Regions from separate parts of the Homo sapiens genome. Here all the other regions are linked to region 1. A link is a loop called in an ENCODE intact Hi-C map of the cell type or tissue named here. Cell type or tissue: heart left ventricle. All regions are shown on one strand.

Region 1 (8,000 bases):
CAGCCTCTCAAAAGAGCCCTGCAAAATGTCGCAGAGGCTACTAGCTGCAACTAATCTTTTGTTCTCTTTGCCAGGCTGCTTCACAGCTGTCTGATAGAAAACACCTGGGGTTTAGAGTGAGAACTCAGAATGATTCATTCTGCACAAGGACATGGCCTCTCTGGAGTGAATGTTGGTGATCAAATCTTGCATTAATCTATGGCCAATCAGGCCAGCTGTTTAATGTGATTGCATAAGGTTCCCCTTGTTGTGCTCCTTTGGTCTGGTTTTATTCCATTGCAGCTTCTGTTTCTTAGATTTCCTTTTATATGTAATCTAAATCTTGTCATTGAGTATGCCCTTTGAATATAATTCTCCTGGCTTTGACTATCCTTGTTTTATAAAGACCTTAACTTCCACTCATATTTTGGCTGCTTCTATTTCTGTCATCTTGGTTAAGATATTGCCATCGTAACTCTTAATACGTAGGATTTAACCCATGGCACCATATGCTGCTCACCAATTAGACTTAACCTCATCTTTGCTCCATCAGTAAGGTTTTAACAGCATTTTTTGATTCCTATGTGTCATATACAATATCACCTGTGATGCTAATAGCCCTGTTTTAAAATGAGTTTTTTTCATTTATAATTTTTGGGGGTACATAGTAGATGTAGATATTTATGGGGTATAAGAGAGATTTTGATATAGGCATGCAATGCATAACAATCACATCATGGCAGTGGTGTATCCATCCCCTCAAGTATCCTTCGTGTTACAAACAGTTCAATTATATTCATTGAGTTATTTCAAAATGTATCATTAAGTTTATTATTGACTATAGTCGCCCTGTTGTGCTGTCAAATACTAGGTTTTACCCATACTTCATACATTTTTGTACCCATTAACCATCTCCACTTCCCCTCCACTACCCTTCCCAGCTTCTGGTAGCCATCCTTCTACTCTCTAGCTCCATGAGTTCAATTGTTTTGATTTTTTAGCTTCCAGAAATAAAAACATGGGAAGTTTGTCTTTCTGTGCCTGACTTATTTCACTTAACATAATGACTTCCAGTTCCATCCATGTTGTTGCAAATGACAGGATCTCATTCTTTTTTGTGACTGAATGGACATCACTGTGTATAAGCACCACATTTTCGTTATCTATTCATCTGCTGATGGACACTTAGGTTGCTTCCAAATCTTGGCTATTGTGAACAGTGCTGCAACAAATGTGGGACTGCAGGTATTTCTTTGATATATTGATTTCCTGTGTTAAGCGTATATACCCAGCAGCGGGATTGCTGGATCATATAGTAGCTGTATTTTTAGTTTTTTTGAGGAACCTCCAAGCTGTTCTCCATAGTGGTTGTACTAATTTACATTTCCACCCACAGCGTACGAGGTTTCCCTTTTCTCCGCATTCTCTCCAGCAAAATGTATTGAGATTTTTATATGCCTGTTTTAATATTTTTTCCCTAGGAAACTATAGCGATAGTCTCATTAGCAGATAGATGCAAGCCAACAGACTATTTTCTGCGTATATACCATTCTTATTTGGTTAAAGTTCAGTCCACTGTCAACCTTGTCCAGATAAGCTTCATTTCTTACGGAAATCTCTGATTCATGTTGTCTTCCACAGAGCAGAATGGGTTTACTAATTTCCCAAACTAGATAAAGTCTCTCCCACATACTTGAAGAGTGATTAACTGCAGGTATTTAATGGTGCTAATTTAATGATAACAGTGCTGTAAATTCTGTCTCAGAAACAAAGTTAACAACAACCAAAAAGATTTGGCTAATTGTACAATTGCCAAACTTGACTTTAAAATACTCATGTCTTCAGAATAGCTATCCGTAGTGGTAGGAACTTTATACATCCATGGAAACCGCTTTAATAGAAAAGGTCAACTTTTCAAATAATACATTCTTAAATCTTCCTATGTAAAGTAATTTTTAGTATAGCATATTTTTACAAATAAATTTAGCACATTAATTTTTACATATCCTGCTTACTCAACACTCTCAGGCTGATTTTCAGTAAAAGACAGGATTGGTAGGTAGTTCAGAAACTTAGAGAAATTAAACTGACTTATAAAAATGCTGTTTCTCCTCTGAAAACTGAACAAGGAGACATGTTTCAGACATTAAGAAGTTTATTCACTGATTCCCAAAGGAAAAGGCATTGATTTGTTTTTACTTTTCACCAAGAGCTAAAATGAACTCTGCTGTTTTGGTCTCCTAGCTTCTCTTGGTACTGTCGTTATCATACTACAACTGTCCATGCAATGCATGGTGAGCAGGTGGCTTTAGGGATAGCATTCACTGGTGTCCTGGGGGGCACACTGTCCATGAGGTAAACAAAGAATAATGCAGCTTATATACATTATAAAAATAATTGCTTTTTACCTTCTAACAGTTTATGAGACTTAGATTTTTTTGTGACATATTTAGAATTAAAGTGGGGAAGAAGAATTCTATTTACTGTACCTTTAAAAATGTAACTCAATAAGTATATAGTAAGGGCCTGCTATATATTAGGTAGCATGCAATGTGAACAATATGTGATTTGTGACTTGGAAGGGTTGCCTGACTTTCAAGAGAGGTAGGCACATGGAGAAATAAGTAACTGTACTATGGTATGATAAATGATATAATCCAAATCTGTAGTAATACAATTAAAGGTAGAATTCATTCTGCTTGAAGAAGTGGTATGTTATAAAAAGATACAGTAAATTTGTGTTTGAGTTGAGTCCTAATGGGTAAGTTGGAGATTAGGTATGTTATGAAAGGTAAGAGGTGGGCTGGATATTCCAGAAGGAATAGTATGGATGAGGGCATGGATACATGCTACTACATTATACGACCAGGGCTGGGCTGTGAAGTGGAAAGATAGTTTGCAATTACGGTAACATGACAGCTGAGCCATGGGAGTTGAAGGGGTATTTAGGTGAAGGTTGAGTAAAGAAGAGGCAAATTTCTTGGAACAGAAAAAAGACTGAGTAAAGACTAAAAGAAATCAGAATTTAGTTAACAATAATTTATCAGTATTAGTTCACTAATTGTGACAAACATACCATCAGATCTTAATAAGGGAATAAGGGAAACTAGGTATGGTGACTCACTGTACTATCTTTGCAACTTCCCTGTAACTCTAAGTCTACTCTAAAATAGAAAGTTTATTTTTAAAAAGGATAAAAAATATAACATGGTCTTGGAAGATACTTTCGTTGGGTGTGTCTCCCAGGAGGGAAATTAGTCACGGGACATTTTTTGAGATTATGGGCCCCTGAGCTGAATTCTTAGCAATCTCCCTCTTTATTTTCTGTTACATAGAAATGGAGTTAATCTTTACCATAGACAAGTTATGTCATTGTTATGCCCTCTTTACTATCATATTCCCCTGACCACCCATAAAATTTGGGCTATTTTATTAAAAAGAATTTCCCTATATTTGATAATATCTACTCATAGTATTTAGTTCCCACTCTGCAGTTCACTAGCATTCAGTGGGTGTCTGTGCCCTTCGTCCTTTGTTTCTGTGATCAGGAAATATGACATTTCATTTCTTTCTATAACTTTTCTCTCCCTTTAAGAATTTAAAATCAAGTTTAAACTGAGCATTCATTCTTCTTTCAGGAAAACAAAACAAAACACTGTTACCTACCCGGATCTGCCTTCCAGCACATTCGGTACAAACCCACCAGAACAAATACTGAAAGTGTTATTACAATCAAAGCAATAACCACCGGCAAAATAATACCTAAAAAGAATTGGAGACATTGTCAATTAGAGTGGCTACTGAATTTCACAGCGATAGTTTGGTAAGTGAGCCAAAGCATGAGTACTTCCTTTCTTCTTTAAATATCATTCTATTAAAAACATATTTTAGGCAAAGATTCCTCTGATTCATGGGGTTTGCTCTAGTTGTCATCTTTGACATAACCACTTGATGTCAGTCTTGTAACCTTTCTGAAACAAAATTCCAACCTTAAGAGAGAGTGCCCCCATCTTCCTGGAGACTGAAGAAGTGGGGAGATGGGAGACTGGAGAAGCAGAAGATGTACTCTAGATTATAATTAAATCCTCATTCACTCATTACATTTTTTAGTACTTTATAATGAAGTTACCAAAATATATATAACCCAACGGGGATTGCTTTAGTCCTAATGCTGGCTTTCTAAAACACTCACAAATTTCTTTCTATAATAATACCTTAAAACTAGAAAAGGCATAAAATAATGTAAGTAGATACCACAGTGAAGATGATTCTTGAAAATGAACATGATTCAAGAGAGATGTGTATGTGTGTCTGTTTGGGGGAGTGATGTTGCTGCAGTAACTTAGGGTGAGTTTTTCATATTTGTATTAAGAGGAAGAGTATTGCCTGCCTTCCTTCCTTCCTTCCTTCCTTCTTTCCTTCTTTTCTGATGGTTATTTCCAAGGTTAAAAGTACAGTGATAAAAGCAAGAGAGCTGTCATAGACACACAACTAAAGGAAATTAAGATGACTATTAGTTTAGCATATTTGCTTTCATATGTACTCCTTATATATTTATCAGGGGTGAGACTTACTCTCCAATTCATCTGTAGGATGGTTTACACTTCCATTGTCAGAGTTAAATATTTGTTTTAAGTAAGTTCTGCTGATTTCATAATAGACCTTAGGTGAAATCATTATTGCCTCCCAAATGAAGATGCCGTGAATCAGCAGGTCAGTAATTTCTATGATGACTTATTTAATGGAATGGGTTTAACTAAACTTAATAGAGCCTTTTATAATAACAGTTTTGAATATTGTCTTTTTATTCTTAATTACTAAGGAAGTTATTTAATATTCTGTATTCAGTCTTAGCACACACATAAATGTTATATGACATATATAGGTTTTAGTTAAAATGGAACATTTCTTAAAGGCCGTTTTTAATGTTCTATGAAGGCAAACAATTCATTTTTTGATATAATTTATTTATTATTTTAATTATTTACTTGACAAAAATAAAATATATTCAGGGTATACAACCTGATAATTTGGAAATAATTCACTTTTATGGGGACCTCTACCTGTGCATTTTGACTTATCTGAAACTAGTCCCATCGAGTCATCCTTGGCCCTTGATCGTAATTGTTAAACACTAAACTAAGAAAAAAATTGCCAAACTGTGCTTTTTTTCCTCTTCTGTTTTCTTTCTTTCTTTCTTTCTTTTCTTTTTTTTTTTTTTTGTCATTAAGACTCACTTGTGGGAAATTTTCAGAGCAGGCAGCAGTTAGATGGGATTGTAATGGGATTGCAGGCTCAGTAAAGTTGAGAAAAGGCTGCCCATAATCTGATTCCTCTCCTTTACTGGTCACATTCAAACATTCTGCATATCTACTGCCATGAATGAAGGCATTGCTGTTACTCACTGGAATAAGACCGGCTGGTTGCTGAAGTGCTTGCATTTTTTCCACCCTCAGTGCCTATTACTTTAAGAAAGAAAAAAACAAGTCACTTTTGGTTAATGTGTGCCAATTCTTGCAGTCCTCCCTCCACCCTCATTTAAGGAAACAGCCATGATTTGTAGGTATGATGCTGCAAGTGCAAAAGATTCAGTCTCATTCTGAAGGAGCTCTGTTTTGTGAGTCAAGATTGTTAGGGTTTCAGTCAAGAAAGGGTCAGGTAGAGCAGATTTCCACTCAGGCACACAGATATCATACCTTGAGACTGTGAGGTGTTTTCTGGAATTGTAACTGGTATTGAGGTTAATGTACCAGTTTTAGAAGGTGATGCATCTGGTTGTAGAACACTACCTGTATGAAAATTACAAATGCAGAATCAGGCTATGGTATTAAGCCTTCATATGGGATTTCTTTGCAGATTCAAACAGTTTGCTTTTCTGAAGATCTGTGAAAACTATTTATTGTCAAATAGTAGGATAAATGCAATCATAACACTAAACCATAAGTTCATCCATTCCTCCTGGAAAGATAATTAAATTTAGAATCACAAAGCCTGAGTATCAGTTTTACATCTTCAGGAACTCGCCAAGAAAACTTCAGTAAGTTTTTTAGCGTAGATTACAGCCTGTATAACCTACTGCATAAGATTCTTGTGGGATGTAAATCTATGCAAAAGCATTTTTCAAATTTCAGATATTATAACTTTGGGTGATAGTGTTTTTTTTCTATCACACATAGTTAAAATGATCATAACTGCACAGGACGTCAGATTTTATGTATTTATCAGTGATTGAAGAGAAAAAAATTGCAGTTGAGGCTTTGGTTAGAAGAATTGAGGAAAAATCAAAGAAGACTCCTTCATTTTCATCCCTAAAGTTCAGCAGCTGGTTTTATTATGTGCCTTTTCTAGAGTAATGCTACTTGACTGTTTTTTTTCACTAGCATCCGTGCTCTTTTTTTTCCAAGGAAAATATAAATTAAAAATTTATTGTTATCGTTATTTGTTTGTTTAGTTAACATTTGCCATCTTCAATCAGAAGGACTGAAGCAAAAATTATAAGTAAAAATCTACTATTCAAAATCCATAGCTGTCAATAAGTTTAAAGGAAATATAAATAATTAAGTATTGTATAAGTTGAAAACATTTATTCTTGTGAATTTGGAATAAAGTACAATTTGTACTTAGAAAACTTTTTGAAAATGTATTCTCTTCCTCGTGCAGTATGAAGTGCTCTATTTAAATCATGCCTGTTTGCCTTGCCTCTTCACTGAATTGCAAGTTCCTAGAGTGTGAGGGCCATACTTGTCCACACACCCAACATGGAGCTCTGGGTACAGGGGGTATGCAGTCAAATGTAGCTGACACTAAGAGGCACTTCTTATGATTATGGCTCCTTGGGCGTATTGAGGCCATGTATAATTGCACCAAAGAAATTGATATTTCTATGACTGCCTTGGCTCATTCCTTCTTCACCACCCACATCCCAGCACGCACTGCATGCTCATGCATTTTTGACATCTGTGGGTGAAGAATAACGTTCAGAGTCTGTACCGTTCTTGCCATGCAAGAGATCTGTGGGTGGAAGCTAGATATATGCCCATAAGAACAAAGAAAAATGTCAGGCTAGTGCACTAAGCAGGCAGAAAAAGGAATATTAAATGAAAGAGTGGGAACTAGCTGAAACCTTGGTACTTTCAGCTGCCTTTTCCAGTGTCAAGTAGTTTAGTGAGGATGAATGCTCTTTCAGTTTTCTTGGTGGAAAAGAAGGTGGCTGATTAAATAACCAATGATGTTAATCCTTTTGGGATTTCTCAAGGGTTAATTGTCCTACCATATTACCTTCCTGTAGACAGGCTAAATGGCAGACTCAGGACTGATTGTAATGTGTCTGGGTCAGAACAAACTCCCAACTTCCCTGCTTAAAACGTGTTGATTGCCCAGTGCCAATGGTTATTGCTAATGACCCATGGATAGGCCAAAATGTTAAGACTTCATAGTGGAAAGATTTGGTGGCTGCTTGAACAAATACTTTAAAAATTTGTTTTGTTTTTCTTTAAACTGCAACCTTCAGTTAAGAAATTATTTCTGAATCCAGCACACACACACACACACACACACACACACACACACAATTACTGCTCATGATCCAATAATGGGAATTAACCTACAGTTTGAGAAGCTCTGTGTTTTAGCATGATCATATTGCTGAAATTATGGTACTTGGCTGAATCCATAAAACATGAGCCTAATGTTATTCTTTCTGTGACTAAGATGCGGAATCCATGACATGCTCAGAGCCTGATGATCTACACAGTTTTTGTTGAGACTGTATTATCCTACATTACTAACAAAGTGGCATTGCCAGAGGAAGTATAGGAGAGCTATAGCAGAGTGGCTAAGAGCATGATTCTGAAGACAGGATAGCTGGGTACAAATCTGACTCTAGCACTTACCCCTGTGGAATCTTGGGCAAGTTGCTTAACCTCTATGTGCCTGAGTTTCCACATATATACATGGAGATTATAATAGTTCTACATCATGGTATTGTGAAAATTATATGAGTAAAAATAAATTTAAACTGT
Region 2 (8,000 bases), 320 kb after region 1:
TTCATTTATGCTAAGAAAGCAATATAAAGTAAAATAAGATTAAAGTTTAAAGGGAGCGGACTGAAGCACTAAGGATTTTCATCATCTTGGAAAATCTACTTAAATAGGGCAGCTCATTCACCAAAGATTTTAGTTCTCAGTGGGGCCTTGCTGAATTCACTTATGCTGTCAGATCTGAAGATATCCTATCACACAGTCTCACGCTTTACATAGCAAAAAGATTAGGGTGAACACAATCCTCTCTCCTCATGTTAGACCATGTCTGTCTCCCTTAAAAAAAAAAAAAAAAAAAAAACCACTGTCTGAACTTAGCTAGCCTCCAACCTGCCTTTGGGGAGAGTGCAGCTCCTTTGCTCAGAATGAGTCACTCAGTCTGTTTGTGCCCCACCTAACTGGTGTGGATGCTGGCTTTGGTTCCTTATAAGTCCATAAGGCAGCCTGGCTGAATTTATGATTCAGAGTAACCTTTAGTCCATCTCCTGCCTGTGTGTGCTTGCTACGAGTTCTCTCCAGGTCACCAGTGAGTTTTTCCTCCTCTATCATCATCGAAACCATTCATGGCCACATTGCACCTCACACTTATGCCCCAACAGCTTTATACATACCCAGTTCTTTTACCTCCAGGCCTTCATCCCCAGTGTGTCCTCTCCCTGACAGGCATCTTTCCCTTTCTACTAGTCCCAGCCACCTCCCACCACCTTTTCTCCCAGCTCAGTAGTTCTCAACTTTGGACAATTTTGTCTCCCAGGGGACATCTGACAATACCTCAAGACTTTTTTGATTGTCATAACCTGAGGAAAGACACTGCTGGCATCTAGTGGGTAGAGGCCAGGACTTCCATCGAACGTCTTCCAACGTACAGGCCAGTCCTCCAAACAAAAAATTATCCAGTCCAAATTGTCAAAAATGCCAAGGCTGGGGGATGCTGCAATCTTCTCAGTCTTCATTCTTACATCTCAGTTCAAATCTCACCTCCCTTAAAACCTTCCCTGAACATTATTCTTCACTACAGGAGAAGGGTTAGCTATCCCTACTCTTTCCTCTTTTAGTACTTGATATAATATCCATTCTTGAGCTTTCTATACCATAACAAAATTACCTTTGTCTACATTTCCCCCGCCCCACCCCCACCCCCACCCCACCCCACTAAACTCTTAGCTCCTTGTGAGCAGGGGTGGTGTCTTTTTCATCCACATCTATCCAGCACCCAGACTAGTGCCTGGTTTATTGTAAATGTTTTTAAAAATGTTTGAGTGATTGAATTTAAAAGATTAATTTTGTTTGAAACTTTATGTCTTTGCTTTTTTGCTAATCGTTTGGCAACATTAGAGACACCTTGCTGATCCCCAAGAATCTTCTGATCCATTAAGGATCTTTAAATATAGAGTAAGTGAGCCTCAACTCCTTACATTTCACTATGTCTGTGTTCTGGAGTTCCTCAGAAAGGATGACATCTTTGAGGATAATCTTTGGATGTTGATAACAGTGCATTTAAAGTTAACTGAGAGGCTGTCTTTAGCTGATAATAATCTGCTGAGTTGGATTTCTTATCTAGTTAACAGTATAGTCACTGAAGCCAGATTGCTTGGGTTCAAATCTAGGACCTGCCACCTACAACCTGTGTGACCTTGAGCATATTAATTAAACGTTCTGTGCTTCCGTTTTCTTTCTGAAAAAAAAAATGGGGATGATCATGGTATGAAACTCATAGATTTGTTATGAGAATTACCTGAGTTAGTATTTGTAAAATGCTTAGGACAGTGCTTGGTACTCAGTAAGTGGTTGTTAAACAAGGTTGGAAGGATAGGCTAGTGTCAACCCTCTGCTACTTGTGATGAATGCATCAAGCCAGGTAAATACATCTCATTCTAAAATATAACTCTACTTTATTGCATCCCTGAGGAGACTTGGATGAACACATGTTAAAAGATAAGACAATTAAGATTTACCCATCATGTGTCTTAGACCAAAATAACCCTCCAGAACTTGTCAAGCTTTTCTATAGGCAGGTGACAGAATGTCTTATAATCCTGGCATATATACAAAAACCACTGATAATCTATGATTGCCACTGCTGCTGCATTCTAATTTTCCTGCTTCAAACTGGCATTTTAATCATTCTGCCCATAGCAACTAATGTCCTTTAAATTAGCATTAAAAATTCATTCTTTTGGTTTATCCTTCCTGAATCAAGCTAATTAACTATCAGCTGAGAGCCCTTTAAATTATAAACTGAATGTGTTACATTTTCTAATTTATAATGCCTTATCTAGGCAAATTGAAAACCCAGAAAGGAGTGAATTAATTAATATTAATTAAAGAGAACAACATGGAACGAATGCCAGGTCAATCTTTGGAGTGTGCTTGGAAAGCCATTGTTGGGACTAATTTGTCCCTTTGCAGCATAGAACTTTGGACAAAAGGCTTTTCCATGGTGGCCTTATAAGGAATGAGAAAGGGAAGCCGGAGATAAGACTAGAAGTACCAATGAATACCGATATTATACATCTGTATTTACATATATTGCATATGTAATATTTCATATTCTCTATAATAAGAAACCAAATAATCAAATTAGTCCCTGAAGCTTTTCACAATTTTTTCTAGACTTTTTAATAGAAATCCCCTTTTATTTTTACTCAGCAAGTATTTTCTGAATGCCTCTAACATACAAAGTTTTAGGTAGGGAAATAGAAAATTAAAAGGATCATAACCCAAGGAACTTAAAGTATAGAGCAGCACCGTTCAATAGGGCTTTCTGTGATAATGAAATGTTCTATATCCACACCATCCAATAAAGTTGCCACCTGTGCATATTCAGCACTAGAGATGTGGCTCATGTGATTGAGGAAATAGATTTTTAACTTTACTAAAATTTAAATAGCCACATGTGGATACTTGTTGTTGTATTAGATATCTCAGGTCTAGAAGGTGAGAGAAACTGCATAATGTTTATTTTTGTCACTTAAAATTTTTCAAAGTTTGTCAGTGTTTCTTTTATGCCACGCAATTGTATGTCTCTCTTTCTCTGTCTTTGTCTCTGTTTCTCTCTCCCTCCCTCTCTGTCTCTCCGTGTCTCACATACACACACACACACACAAACATACACACATACACACATGCACATACCTCTCTTTGTTTTCTATTCACTGTCATATTTATCATCTTAAACTGATTTTATTCAGGGCTATGATGATCAACTTGGAGAGATGGAGTATATCAGAGTTACTAGAGGGCAAAAAAGAAAATGCCTGCATAATCAATGTTATAATTTTATAATGAAAAATGAGAAAAATATTTATACACATTATAGAAAAGTAAAATGGTGGGATGATTTGAAGAGCACAGTTTTCAACAGAAAGCTATACCTCTCCCCAAGGTGAAGTATCAGAATCTAGGAAGGGGTAGAAGAGATGCTGTGAGATTATTGTGTTGAACAAATAGGCACATGGGTTTACAAACTTTAAGAAATATTAAATTAGCTTAAAAACAATTAAAACATATTGTCCTAAAGGGCTGAAGGGTCCTTTCACCACATAAGACATTATATATAATCATTATTTCAATGGACATCAGAAATTCACTAAGCGTTCTGGGGACCAACGGCCTTAATTCATCCAGAAGTGGTCCCTGAGTCCTCCACAAGGTTGCTGACACAATTCCTAGTTGTAGATATTGGACAGTATAATTTGGATTTTACCCTAATATTCCTAAATGTAAACAAAGATATTAGGAATATAGCTGTGAAAAACTGGTTTAATACAAAGTTTAACAAACCACTATACATAAACAAAAATACATTCAAAATACAATAACATTTTTTCAGGACATATAATTTAGACTTTTTTTTCAAATCCAAGCCTATAAATCAGTGGGGGTTATTTTGTAAGTAAGGGCTAAATTCCAGAAGATTTGGTAAAGTTATTTTATGTTCATCAAAGTTGGATTTCAGATTCAATCATTTTCTTCATTGCGCTATTAAATTATGTTGCCTTACTCACCCCCATCTTTTTGACTTGACTCGCACAATACCAATATTGCCACCTATGGGTCAACATGATGTTGTGAGATGTTTTACATGACCGAGATGAGAAAGAAAAAAAAGTACTTGGAGAATGAATCATTTTGGATAGTTGAGTTTGACAGCTACACAGGATCCGTGCTTTTACATATCTTTTATTTAGTAGTTTTGGATAGAAAGCCTCTTCAAAGATACTGCACAAGTCCCTAATGTCTTAGCTACTGCACTGAAAATAATTAACAATTTTGATGACTACAGATAATTATCATCAATATAAATTACTATGCTAGATCAGAGATATTTCTCAAGTGCAAATTTGATCCTAGGCAAAGGCATCTCAGACTGTTGTCTCCTTTGAGTATTTAACTCAGTAGAATATTCAGTCACATGTCTAGACTCTCTGTTTGCTTTTCACTGCCCATAGTACATAATCCCACTTGTCAATTCCCATGATTTCCTATAGTTATAAACCAAATAACTACCCTAGTTAGAGTTGTTTACAAAATAAGGGTAATTGGGAACTGAATATGTGCCTAGAATTTAGAAATCTTACCATAGGGATTTTGTGACTCTGATTTTGTCTCCTCACATAAAATTTTCGTAACTTGCTTTATGATACACAGCTTCATTCCTAACAGGTAATGTAACTGAATAAGCATCTTAGATAAGTGACTCATTAATTACTTCTCATTTGAATTTCTCATTATCACTTTTCATTGTTTGAATGACTTGTCATTATTAGTGACTTCTCTCTTCTTTTTACTTAACTGTTATCTTCATATGTTGTAATTCTTCATACAAGAAATAAAGTGTCAATTTTTAATACAAAATTGTATGATATTAAAAATATGTGAAAACCTGTTATTATCCCTAAATATTCTAATCTAGTTTCCATATACCATGTAACAATTGCTAACAATTTTTTCTCCAAATTAGCAGAATATATTATTCTGAGCAAGAGTTAATAAACTTTAATTAATTTTTATCTCACTGAAGTTTTAGATAAATCACACCTTGCAATCTGGCAGGCTCTTAAAAGCTAAATCTCTCCTGAACTTTAAACTTAGAAGTACTATAGTCAGGTGGTATAGACAAAGCCATGGACACTTCTTTAGAGCCTCAAAGAAATTTGAAGTAGGCCTCTTAGTCTATCTGCCACCATATACTTTAACATTCATCATTAAAATTCTAATGTATAACTTTTCTGGAAAAAGGAGCTTCGTTTAGACATTCATGATCTTTACTTACAAAAGTTATTACTTATTATCTCTCTGCATCAAATATTTTAATGAATAATATGTAAACTATCCTATTAAATAAAGATAAATTAGATAAATTGAAGAGGGGCTCAGAAAGTACCATGAAATCCATCTTGGAAAGAGCACCGAGCAAAGAATGTTTCTCCAGATGCTATGTGAAGAAAAAAAGTTTTTCTTTTTAATGAGTTTAATGAATTTGGAAAACTCCTCATATTATAACACGTTCTTAATTATTCACAATCCACTTCACAGCATTAAATACTAACAATCCCACAATGAAGAAATATAGGTCGGTTTGTTTGACTCAAAGTTTTCAAATGTACTGGAGTATGGAATCATTTCCTTTCTGAATGTCTTTAGTGTCCAACTGAACTGTACCCTGGTACATGCTAGCCACCTACAGGCTACTCAGATATTCACTTCTCCCCTCTTTTGAGGCCCGTGATAGATTTGTACCTCTTTACATCTTCAACAGTTAGGCATCACCAAATAACATGCATTTGTCCAGATGAATGTAGCAGTTGTGACCTGTGTCACTTCTAGGCCAAAGGTTTAAGGGCCACTATGTAGTTGGCTACATTCCCTTTTCCCTGCCTTGGGCAACTTGAAAGCATATGTCAAGGTGTAGGCTGGGTCAGCCTGGGGCAATGAGTGACTATGATGAGCAGAGCCCCCTGGCAGACCTACAAGAGGTGAAGAATGAGCAGGAAATAACCTTTGTTGGATTAAACCTTGAGGTCTGGGGGCTACTCATTATGGCAGCATAATGAGCTCATTCCAAAAAATATATTGGACTAGGCAGCAAAAATCTTAAAAGTATCAATGGACTTATAAGATATCCAAAATACGTTATAGTACCAGAAACCAATTTTACTGGGGTTTTTATAGTAGCTTTGCCTTCTTTAAAAGTCTTAGACATTTTAATAAAGGAAGGCTGGCTACATCAAGAAGGCTCTCTTGGTGAAATTAGAATCGAGCCAGAGGGCCTCTGTTCATGTTTGGGCTGAGTACCGTAAAACTCTTGCAGGCACACAAATACAAGAGAGTAGTTATTATACATGCTATTGGCTCACCTCCCCTGATAGCATTTCTCTTTGCACACCATTCCCTCCACAGCAATTCTATATTGTTCTTGCTACTCTTATAGGATTACAAGTTCATAATGTATAAGTCAGTCTATGGACTTCATAAAGAGGCCAATTTAATGTTGTTACTGTTTTTCCTGAAAAACTAGCTTTCCTCATTTGCTTTCTGGACATTGATTAAAAGACTACATTATTTTTTATAATTTGTGTTCCAGGCACAAGTGGGAGTTCCAATTTCTTTACTGAATAAACTAGAAGTAAATTGACTTCTTTGATCATTGACTGAAGAAGGGAAAATTGATGTTATATGTAAGGATATAAAACAGCTCCTCTTTTAGGCCAGGAATCAGGTTTCTAAATAAAGAAAAGTTCACATCAGTTTACACTTATGTTTGGTACAGACCTTTACTAAAACCATAATAAGGAAAAAAATTAACATGAAATTATCTCCCAGTTGTCAGAATCAAATTTCTCTGAACTTTCCAAGCCTCCTCAGTCTTTAATCCCTATATTTTTTCTTTATTCTAACCTCAGAACCCTGGAAAAACTGAATCGGTGACATAATTTAGATCAAACTGAAAGAAGAATAGCTTATTTTATACTGAAGTAGTAAAGCATTCGCTTGATTTATTAGGCCCTCCTGCAGAAACATTCAATTTTCAATCTTTTAGCATGTAGGCATTCCTTTATATAAGAATCACTAAATACTGAGTATATACTGGGCATTGAAGAAGGCAGTCAATACTTCTCTGCTTTTAAAACAAAATACTGAACTGTACTTACTAACATGGTAGTCACTAGCCACCTATCATTATTTATGTTAAATTATTTAAAATTAAATAAAAATAAAAATTTAGTTCCTTAGTAACACTAAACCTATTTTAAACATTCAATAGCCACATGCAGTTAGTGGTTACCATATTGGACAGTGCAGATATAAAGCATGCACATTATTTCACAAAATTCTATTGAACAGTAAAGATATAGAACATTCCCAACATCACAGAGCAGAACTGCTACTCTATGTCCCTTACTTAAGATTGAGTTTGAGACCAGCTTGACCAACATGGTGAAACCCTGCCTCTACTAAAAATACAAAAATTAGCTGGGCATGGTGGCGCATGCCTGTAGTCCCAGCTACTCGGGAGGCTGAAACAGGAGGATCGCTTGAACCTGGGAGGCAGAAGTTTCAGTGAGCCAAGATTGTGCCACTGCACTCCAGCCTAGGTGACAGAGCGAGACTCCGTTTCGAAAAAAAGATTGTTATCATATATTATTGTTCATAAACATGTCAGTTGGATTATCTAGAGCCTACACTATTTAATAAAACTTTCTGTATGCAGTTTATCCAGGACAATGAGACTTCCAGGCAGAGCCAGCTTGGAGACCTAGAACCAGTCTGCAAGTATCATTGCTAGATGCCACAGCCTTCTCCCCTGAGATCATGGGGCAATGGGGTGCTTTCTGCTCCATGCCCAGGCAGATCATCAGGCGGTTGGAGAACTCACTTACCTGGATCAGCAGCCTGAGCCACTTCACGCTTCCTGCACATAGACCATGATGTAGCAGGGCCCTCTCTGCCCCATACTCATGCAGATCGCCAGGCAGTTGGAGCATCTTTTCACCAAGATCAGC
Region 3 (8,000 bases), 230 kb after region 1:
TCAGCTTGTCTTCACAAAGAAAAGACTCTACCTGGTAAGATCTTTTGATAGTTGGAATGGTTCTTTAATGCCCTAAATCTCCAGCCAGAAGATCTCACCAACATCCCATTAGTAGGTTGGTGAGCACTGATCCCATATGCTCTATTTTCTTTTACAATTAAATATAATTTCTCTTTTACATATGAGTATTTAATGATGATTGTTATATATTATTTGTCACTATCTTTTAATTAATCATCTAATTACTTTCACTGTGAAGAGGCATTCACAATCTTCTGATCTTAATTTGGTTTCACAAACAAACGTTTCAACCAGAGAGAATGCATAATACAATAACATAAATGTGGCTGTTGTATTCTTCCTTATAAGTTGGAAAGATTTGCCAGCCTGCTTATCAATAAATAAGATTTGTTACCAAGGTTGGGGTGGACCTGAGACTGCAGGTGATTGTAAAGGACTCAGTTCCCAGGGTTGACAGTCCTGAAGGAAAGAAACCAAATGGGCCATTACAGAGATATGAATTATTTTCTTTCATTCTTGTTTCTAAACCCAAACTAGCAGGCCTAACAAATCAAACTGGCAGCAATAACTAGAAGCAAAGTATTAAGAAAAATAAAACATCTGCCATGTTACATGTCACAAAATGGCACGCAGTGGCAGGATTGCAGTCAGGTGAGGTCCTGGAGAGAGCACAGTGCCACTGTGTAGCAGCAGCTTGGCTACTTCTCCTATTCATATTGTGAAACATTAACTTTTTCTTTGTAAAAAGAGAAGTTTGGACACATCAATTTTTCTTTGGAAATGTCAGCTTCCCTTCGCCATTTCCCAATCTTATGTCTTGTGGTTGGTTCCCTGATATGCTTGCAGCTTATCACTCTTTTAATCTGTGAACCTTAGGATACCTGGCTAGCAGTGCACACTGTATAGCATGTGACTACTGTTCTTAAGGCTGGAATTATAGTAATGTCTTTATTGACTTTTTGCCCCTTGGGCAGAGTAATGTATGAGAATCCGAACTCAATTATTGTCTTTCTGGGAGAGAAAAAAATGTAAGAAAAGAGGACTACACAAAATTTAAAAGAATGTTCCAAGAACAAAAATAGTCAAACATGTCACACGTCCATAGCTTATTTTGCATCTAACATGAAAAGTATGGCTTTGCATAGAAAGTAAATCCAAGATTGAATGAAAATTAGAAGACCTAGCTTGTAATCTTTGCATCTGCCACTATTTAAATGAAAATTAGAAGGCTTATCTTGTAATCTCAGCATTTGCCAGTATCTGCATAAGTGACCCAGTGACCCAGGAAAAAGCATCCTTTCTGCATCTAAACTTGTATTTTTTTTTTTTTTTTTAAGAGATGGAGTCTCGCTGTGTTGCCAGGCTGGAGTGCAGTGGTGCAATCTCGGCCCACTGCAAACTCCACCTCCCAGGTTCAAGCGATTCTCCTGCCTCAGCCTCCCGAGTAGTTGGGACTACAGCCGCGCACCACCACGTCCAGCTAATTTTTGTATTTTTAGTAGAGACGGGGTTTCACCATGTTGGCCAGGATGGTCTCGAGCTCTTGACCTTGTGATCTGCCCACCTTGGCCTCCCAAAGTGCTGGGATTACAGGCGTGAGCCACCGCACCTGGCCCTAAACTTGTATATTTCTAAAAGCCAAGCCTGAAGTTTAGTTCTTGGATAATATGCCAAGTCAAGACTTATTTTAAATACATATTCTATATGTAAGATAACATGATAGTATGTTAATATGTACATTAAGATATTCCTCGGCTCTGTCACAATTCCTAGTCCCTCTTTCACTTGGTACATTCGTCTTTTATTTAGGAGAAATCAAAAGCCACAATTTGAAAACTTTAGGATAGAGTTCAGTATGTGATTCAGCTTCTATTATTGATGTAAATACACATCTATACTGTTTTCTGCTCTTTAAAACTCCAAAAATGTCCATAGAACTTAGTGGGGAAAAATTAACAATAACCCCCTTTGCCCTCACAAAATGTAGTCATTAAGTGAGGCACAGTCTTTTATGGATAAGTAAGGAGCTCATTCAGCAGTTCCCTAGCTGAGAAGTTTTTGCTTTAAAGTTCCACATAGAAAATGTGATGTGGTGACTGAACAAAGGCAGATGAATGCAGTGTGAGCCAACACTGGGTTTTACAACATTAAAAAAAATTAGCTTTACCAATTAGTGCATTTGAACTAGGTCCACATACACTGAGTTTTCACTAATATTGTTGAATGTTCTGAAAACAATATTTACTTTGTAAAGAAGTTATAAAACTGCAGAGAGGCTGTAGGTAGTCACATTTTTATCCATTTATCAATTTTCTTGTATTTAATATTTTTGATGCATGCGTAAAAATTTGTGACAGTTAGGTTTTCCTTTGGAACTAGCTATAATACAGAAATGTCAGTTGACTCTTCATCCTTGGTCTGTAAATAAAAATTCTGAGGAAAGAAAAAGTTATCTCCTCCACCTCACAGAATCTGCAGGAATTATAAAAGCCTCTCAGGAAATCTTGATTGTTTTTCTCTCCTTTATACTTATTTCTCTTGAAAATAGAAGGTCCAGGACATGGTTGAAGTGAGTGACTATGTGGAACAGGACATGGGTAGTTTGTGTGGGATCCAGACAAAGCTAGGGTCATTAAAGCCATGTCAGTTTCATTGTTTTTAACTGGAAGACAGAAGTTCAGAGGGTATTTCTAATTCACTCCCGTTTCCAAGTGAATTCAACCTGATTGCTGTATTTGCAGAAATGTTAAATATCTGATTTTAATCCCAAATAAATCATAAATTCCAGAGTGAATACTCCCACAGCAACCTTAGCTCTGCTCTCCCATGCATAAGGATTATTCTAGGCACAGGGTCTTTCATTACAGGGTTATGAAATACAGCATCTCAGTCACTCTGAAAATACTCAGTTACAATGGCAGCCATTTTGAATCTCTATATCTGACTTTAATTGTACACTTTCTTCTATTTGAAAGACAAAAAAATAAGTATCATAAGTTTATTTTCAACACGCATAAAGACTTTTCAACTTAAAGATTTTTTCTCTTTCCTCTTCTTTCTTCTCTATAAATGTAGCCTTTACATGTTTTGGGATAAGATTCCAATTTAAATATAATTAAATTAAGACAAATAAGGACAGAAAATATTTTCTCATTAATTTCTCATTTGTAAATGATTTGAATTGAGAACATACTCAAGAATAGTAAAAAACATAAGAGAGATAATCAGTTTCTAAGTGTATCAATAAAGACTGAATCATCATTTATAGAAAAAGTATTAGAAAAATAATTACAAAAGATTCTGATTTCACTTATATTTTCATCTTCATCATTTCTCTCTGAGACAGAACAAAGGTAGCCTTAATTCAATGAAAGTGATTTATACTCATATCTTAGGCATACTTGTTATTCCATACTTCACCCAACTTTAGTGTGGTGTAACTGGTATGCCATTTGGAGGCAGCAGATCTGAGTAGGACTTCCAGTTAAACTCCTTGATAGTTGCTTATACGTAACCTCTTTCTAACTCAGTGTTTTCATCTGTAAAATGGAATGATGCACTCTTAGTGCTTTGACAAAGGATTTTTGAAATAACAAAAGCATTGAACGCAAGCTTGCATGTAGTAAACATTTAATACATATTATTTTCATTTACCCTTTCCTCTCATGTACGTGTGGTACAATTTTCATCCAAACAATATGTTTGTTTGAGGAAACTACTATAGGCTTTAGAACCATAGATTGATTAAAGTTGCAGCTATACCCTCTCTTTCATAAATTTGTAATCTCCAAATCTTAATTTTTGCATTTGTGAAATGAGAATAGAAATATCTACCTTATAGAATTTTCAGTGATCCACTGTGTAAAGTACGTAGCATAGTCCCTGTCACTTGATAGAGCACCAGTGAATGGTCACTGACACATTTTACTGTCTTAATTTTGTTTTAAAGAAGACAAAGTCAGTATTATCCAAAGCCATGCTAGAAAGAGATTAGTCATGAATGGAGTGTGAGAAATAAAAACAAGCAGATTAGAAATTCAAAAATTGTGATGAAAGTATGTAAATATAATTTTTGATGATAAATGATTGTCATTCATAATGAAAATAGGAACTTTTTCCTAATTTAATAAGATTCTATACTAATTGGAATGTAAAATACATCACATTGCTTTCCGTCACTTGATTTTTCTGTTTTTGAAACAAAAATACACATCATATGCATTCTATTCCTCATTTGTTATTTCTTACTTGAGGGAAATAATTTTTTTCTCTTCAGACCAACTACAAATATGGCAGTGTTTCATAAGAAATTAAAAGTACATAAGGATTTTTGTCTTTATTTATATGAGACTTTAACTTTGACAGCTAGTTTGCAACCTTTTTTTAAATCAGACCAGTTACATATACCTTAAATAGAAATTACATTCTTTTATTTCCTTTTCTCTTGAAGTTTTATGGTAAATCAATTTGACTGTTACATATATATAAGGCAAATAAATCAATAAATTATCCTTATTAATTTGGTATACTTAAAAGTTCTACCAAATGCTTAGAGTGAAATGAAAATTTATTTATTCTAATCTGCCTTCTGGCAACACACATAAGAATGCTCCTTAAAGCCAGCCCAAGGTAGCTGGTTTCAATATTAGAAAAAAAGTAATAGCCAGGAAACACAGAATTAGAACCAAAATGCCATGCCAAGTTGGACCTCTAGGCTATGGTCTATTTGGATCTCACTGGCTGGAGGAAAGGAGCTTCGTCAGATGTTTCTATAAGACTTCAAGGTTAAAGTCACTGGTGACACCTTGATGTTAGAGTTTAGAAAAACATCAGTCCGCAGCACAATTCATTCTATTTATTAAACTTAATAAATATTTCTATCTGCCTTCAGTTTAAACATAAATATTTATTGAGTTTCTTCTCTGGACCAGACATTCTTCTAGGTTTGAGTTAGCAATGAACATAACAGAAAAATATGCGTATATTCATAGAGCTTATATTCCAATAGCAGGAGGCAGATAATACATAAATAAATAAACTGTATGATAATATCTGTTGATAAGAATGGAGAAAATAAATTACAGGGGAGTTCATGGACTGTTAGTGTTAGGGAGTGTTCTAATTTCATATAGAGTGTCCAAAGAAAGCCTCACTGAGAAAGTATCATTTTATCGAATGCCCAGAGGAGGGGAAGAGCAGAGCAGAGCTGCGTGGATATCTGGATGCTGGATGCCATGAAAGTGTTTCCACAATATATTCGCAGCAATCCCCAGTATGTTTGAAGGCCCTGAGTGGAAGCAAGTCCTACATTCAAAGCTCAATAAGGAAGGCAGGATTGTGGGAGCAGAGCAACAGAAAGGCAAAGTGGTGATAAGATAGAGAAATAATGTCAGTTAGTGATTCTGGGCCATTGTAGGGATTCTGGCTTTTATTTAGAGTGAGATGAAGAGCCACTACAGGGTTTTCAGCAGAAGAGTGTCACAACCTGACTTGTATTTTAAAACAATTCATCGGCCTTCTGGGGTCATCTGACTTCTGGGGAACTGTGAGTCTTGTATTTCATTATCATTGCTATTTCATTTCTATTCCTTCTTTTGAATAGTGAGTTGGTTGGGAGGAAGGACTTGAATTAGCTCCACACTGAGTATAAATTCAATGCTTCCACTGGATTTCCAGAGCTCAGTGTTGTAGAAATGACTACACAGAGAGCGAGTAGGAGACTATTTCAAGTGGCTCAGGAGAGATCAAGATGGCTGGGGTCAGGAATGAAGTGGGAAAGGTGGTGATATGGTTTGGATATATTTTGAAAATAAAGTCCCAAGCACATTCTTTCTCAATATCTTATGTCAGCAACTTTATAGAAACTTCACACTCTAAGGAAGTAGAGTTTCCTGGAAAATCTTTATTACTTAATTAAGTAGGGAAAAATACTTTCAAGTGGTCTCCTGAGTCCCTTCTCATTTCACCATCCTTAGCCCTACTGGAATGCCAGGATTCAGCAACTCTTCTGGGTGAGTAGGTGACCAAAAACAATGATCTCTGGTTCCATATTCATTTAGGAATGTTGTACTTGGCACAATGGATTTCCAGTGGCTAAAGGCTTATTTCCTTAGGTCAACATACCATCTGGCAGTTAACAAAGACTTTCTTGATAAGCCTTAAGATATAGGACAAGCCAGAGCAACACTGAGCTCTGGAAATCCAGTGGAAGTGTTGAATTTATACTCAGTGTGGAGCTAATGCAATCCCCTCCTCCCAACCAACTCACTATTCAAAAGAAGGAATAGAAATAAAATAGCAATGACAAAGAAATACAAGACCTACAGTTTCCCAGAAGTCAGAATCACAGAACTTTCTGTTCAAGTACTTCTACAAAAATTAACTTTGCTTGCTAGCAAGAGAAGTTAGGACTTAATACCAAAGAATAAATCTTTATGTGACCTCAGTGATATAATTGCTTTTTCCATTAATGTCTCATGTCAAGTCTGAGATTTCAATAATACTTCATTATGTTTATGTATTCATACCTTGCATCTCCATCCTGATTTTAAATCCCTTCAGAGGAAGTACTGTACCTTGGGATGCTTTTACTCAACAGGTATTCCACAAACGTGTTAACCTAACACATATTTTACACAATTTCTCTGGTTTCTCAGAGGATATTTTGAAGTCAAATATGACAGTGCATACTTTAGAATATTCTGAGACAGCAAAACACAGGTATTTATCATCATGATCAGTGCTATGTTCAAGATCACATCATAAGCGTGAGAACCTTCATTTTCAAGCAGTGTCCATTGTCACCGAATGTTGAAGCCAGTGCAAAATGAAGCCACACTCCACACTGACAATGTTAGGCACAAGTGATGTAAAGATAACAAAAAAAATCAACCGTGGGTCAAACATTGTGCTCATCATGTCAGATGCATTAACCCACTTAATATCAGAGTTTCTAATAATATAACTAACATCATCCATTTTTACTATGTGCAAACATGTTTTTAAGTGTTTTACAAGTATAAAGAAGTCTTTCCCCAGTTTTATAAATGAGGAACAAAGAATTTGACATTAAGAACCTAAGCAAAGATTTCTATCCAGGTCATTCTGGTGCTAAAGTGTATGTTCTTAACCAGCACACAATGAACTTAGATAACAACATAAATATAACTAAACATGTGTGTTTGTGTGTGTAGATGGATTTATAGACACTTTTCTATTGTTCCATTTAAATGGTCTTGCTGCATGTTGTCTGTGTCCCTTAATATATCACAACCAGAACATACACATTGCTCTATTCTCTAACAGCAGTAGCATTACAAATTTTTCTGTTTAGTACTTACGGATATGTAAAGAAAATGGTTTAGGTTTTGCAGCAAGGTTATTTTGCTTATTATGTTGCCACAAAAAGCATCCAAATATAGCATGGGATTTCTAGAATGATATGAAGAATCTCTTTAAGCAAAATAATGTGACTGGTGTTTTTTTTTTTTCATTCTCCCACACATAACGTATATGCTGTAGTTTCCAAACTCTCAGCTTGAAGTTAAGACGCCCCACTTTAGAGCATATTTTATGTAGATATAATTTCCATTAATAACATATGATGGTTTATCAATATTATAATTATAATGATATGTTTGTAAGCCACATATTAATAATATAATTATGATAATATAATTATTTGTGTTGTTTTTATTTTCTTTTTATTAAATAAAATTCTTAATCATGGGTCAGTTCCTTTTATCTGTGGAGTTTTGGCCAACAACATGAAATAAACTTACAGATGAGCTATGAAGGGGATATTGCATTATTTTAGAGTGAGTAGGTATATACATATATAATTATGTCAATAAAGCTATGGATTCGAAGGAAATAATACTTGCTGTTGGGAAAAATACTTTTTGACTATGTAGATCTCTAAAATTCTTTAATAGAATGAATGCCCACAGTACAAGTGATGCAACATTTTCTGGTTTGGA

The links. Peaks named below come from ENCODE experiments on the same cell type or tissue, not always from the same donor. Only the 100,000 strongest peaks of a DNase experiment are listed, where the experiment ranks them.
Region 2: a loop joins it to region 1, with 10 times the contacts of the local background. A loop is called at or near these places in 45 of 110 quality-filtered maps.
Region 3: it touches region 1 in a loop (2.1-fold over the local background); 5 of 110 quality-filtered maps call a loop at or near these places.

What each region holds. Positions count from the first base shown.
Region 1 is chr4:100,417,637-100,425,636 of GRCh38, forward strand. It overlaps EMCN (endomucin), which reads right to left. Exons shown (of 12, transcript NM_016242.4): 6 at 5,676-5,768; 7 at 5,385-5,444; 8 at 3,646-3,741. LOC124900740 (a long non-coding RNA gene) reads left to right here and starts at 3,735. Exons shown (of 2, transcript XR_007058203.1): 1 at 3,735-3,802. In heart left ventricle, a CTCF peak has its summit at 3,926; no DNase peak of the experiment used is centred here; H3K4me3 peaks cover 402 bases.
Region 2 is chr4:100,738,174-100,746,173 of GRCh38, forward strand. No RefSeq gene overlaps it. Among named protein-coding and RNA genes, the nearest start is that of LINC01217, 49 kb to the right of the region's middle. RefSeq lists an enhancer at 547-626. In heart left ventricle, CTCF peaks have their summits at 835 (motif pointing left) and 4,037; no DNase peak of the experiment used is centred here.
Region 3 is chr4:100,651,247-100,659,246 of GRCh38, forward strand. No RefSeq gene overlaps it. Among named protein-coding and RNA genes, the nearest start is that of LINC01216, 20 kb to the right of the region's middle. In heart left ventricle, no CTCF peak of the experiment used is centred here; no DNase peak of the experiment used is centred here.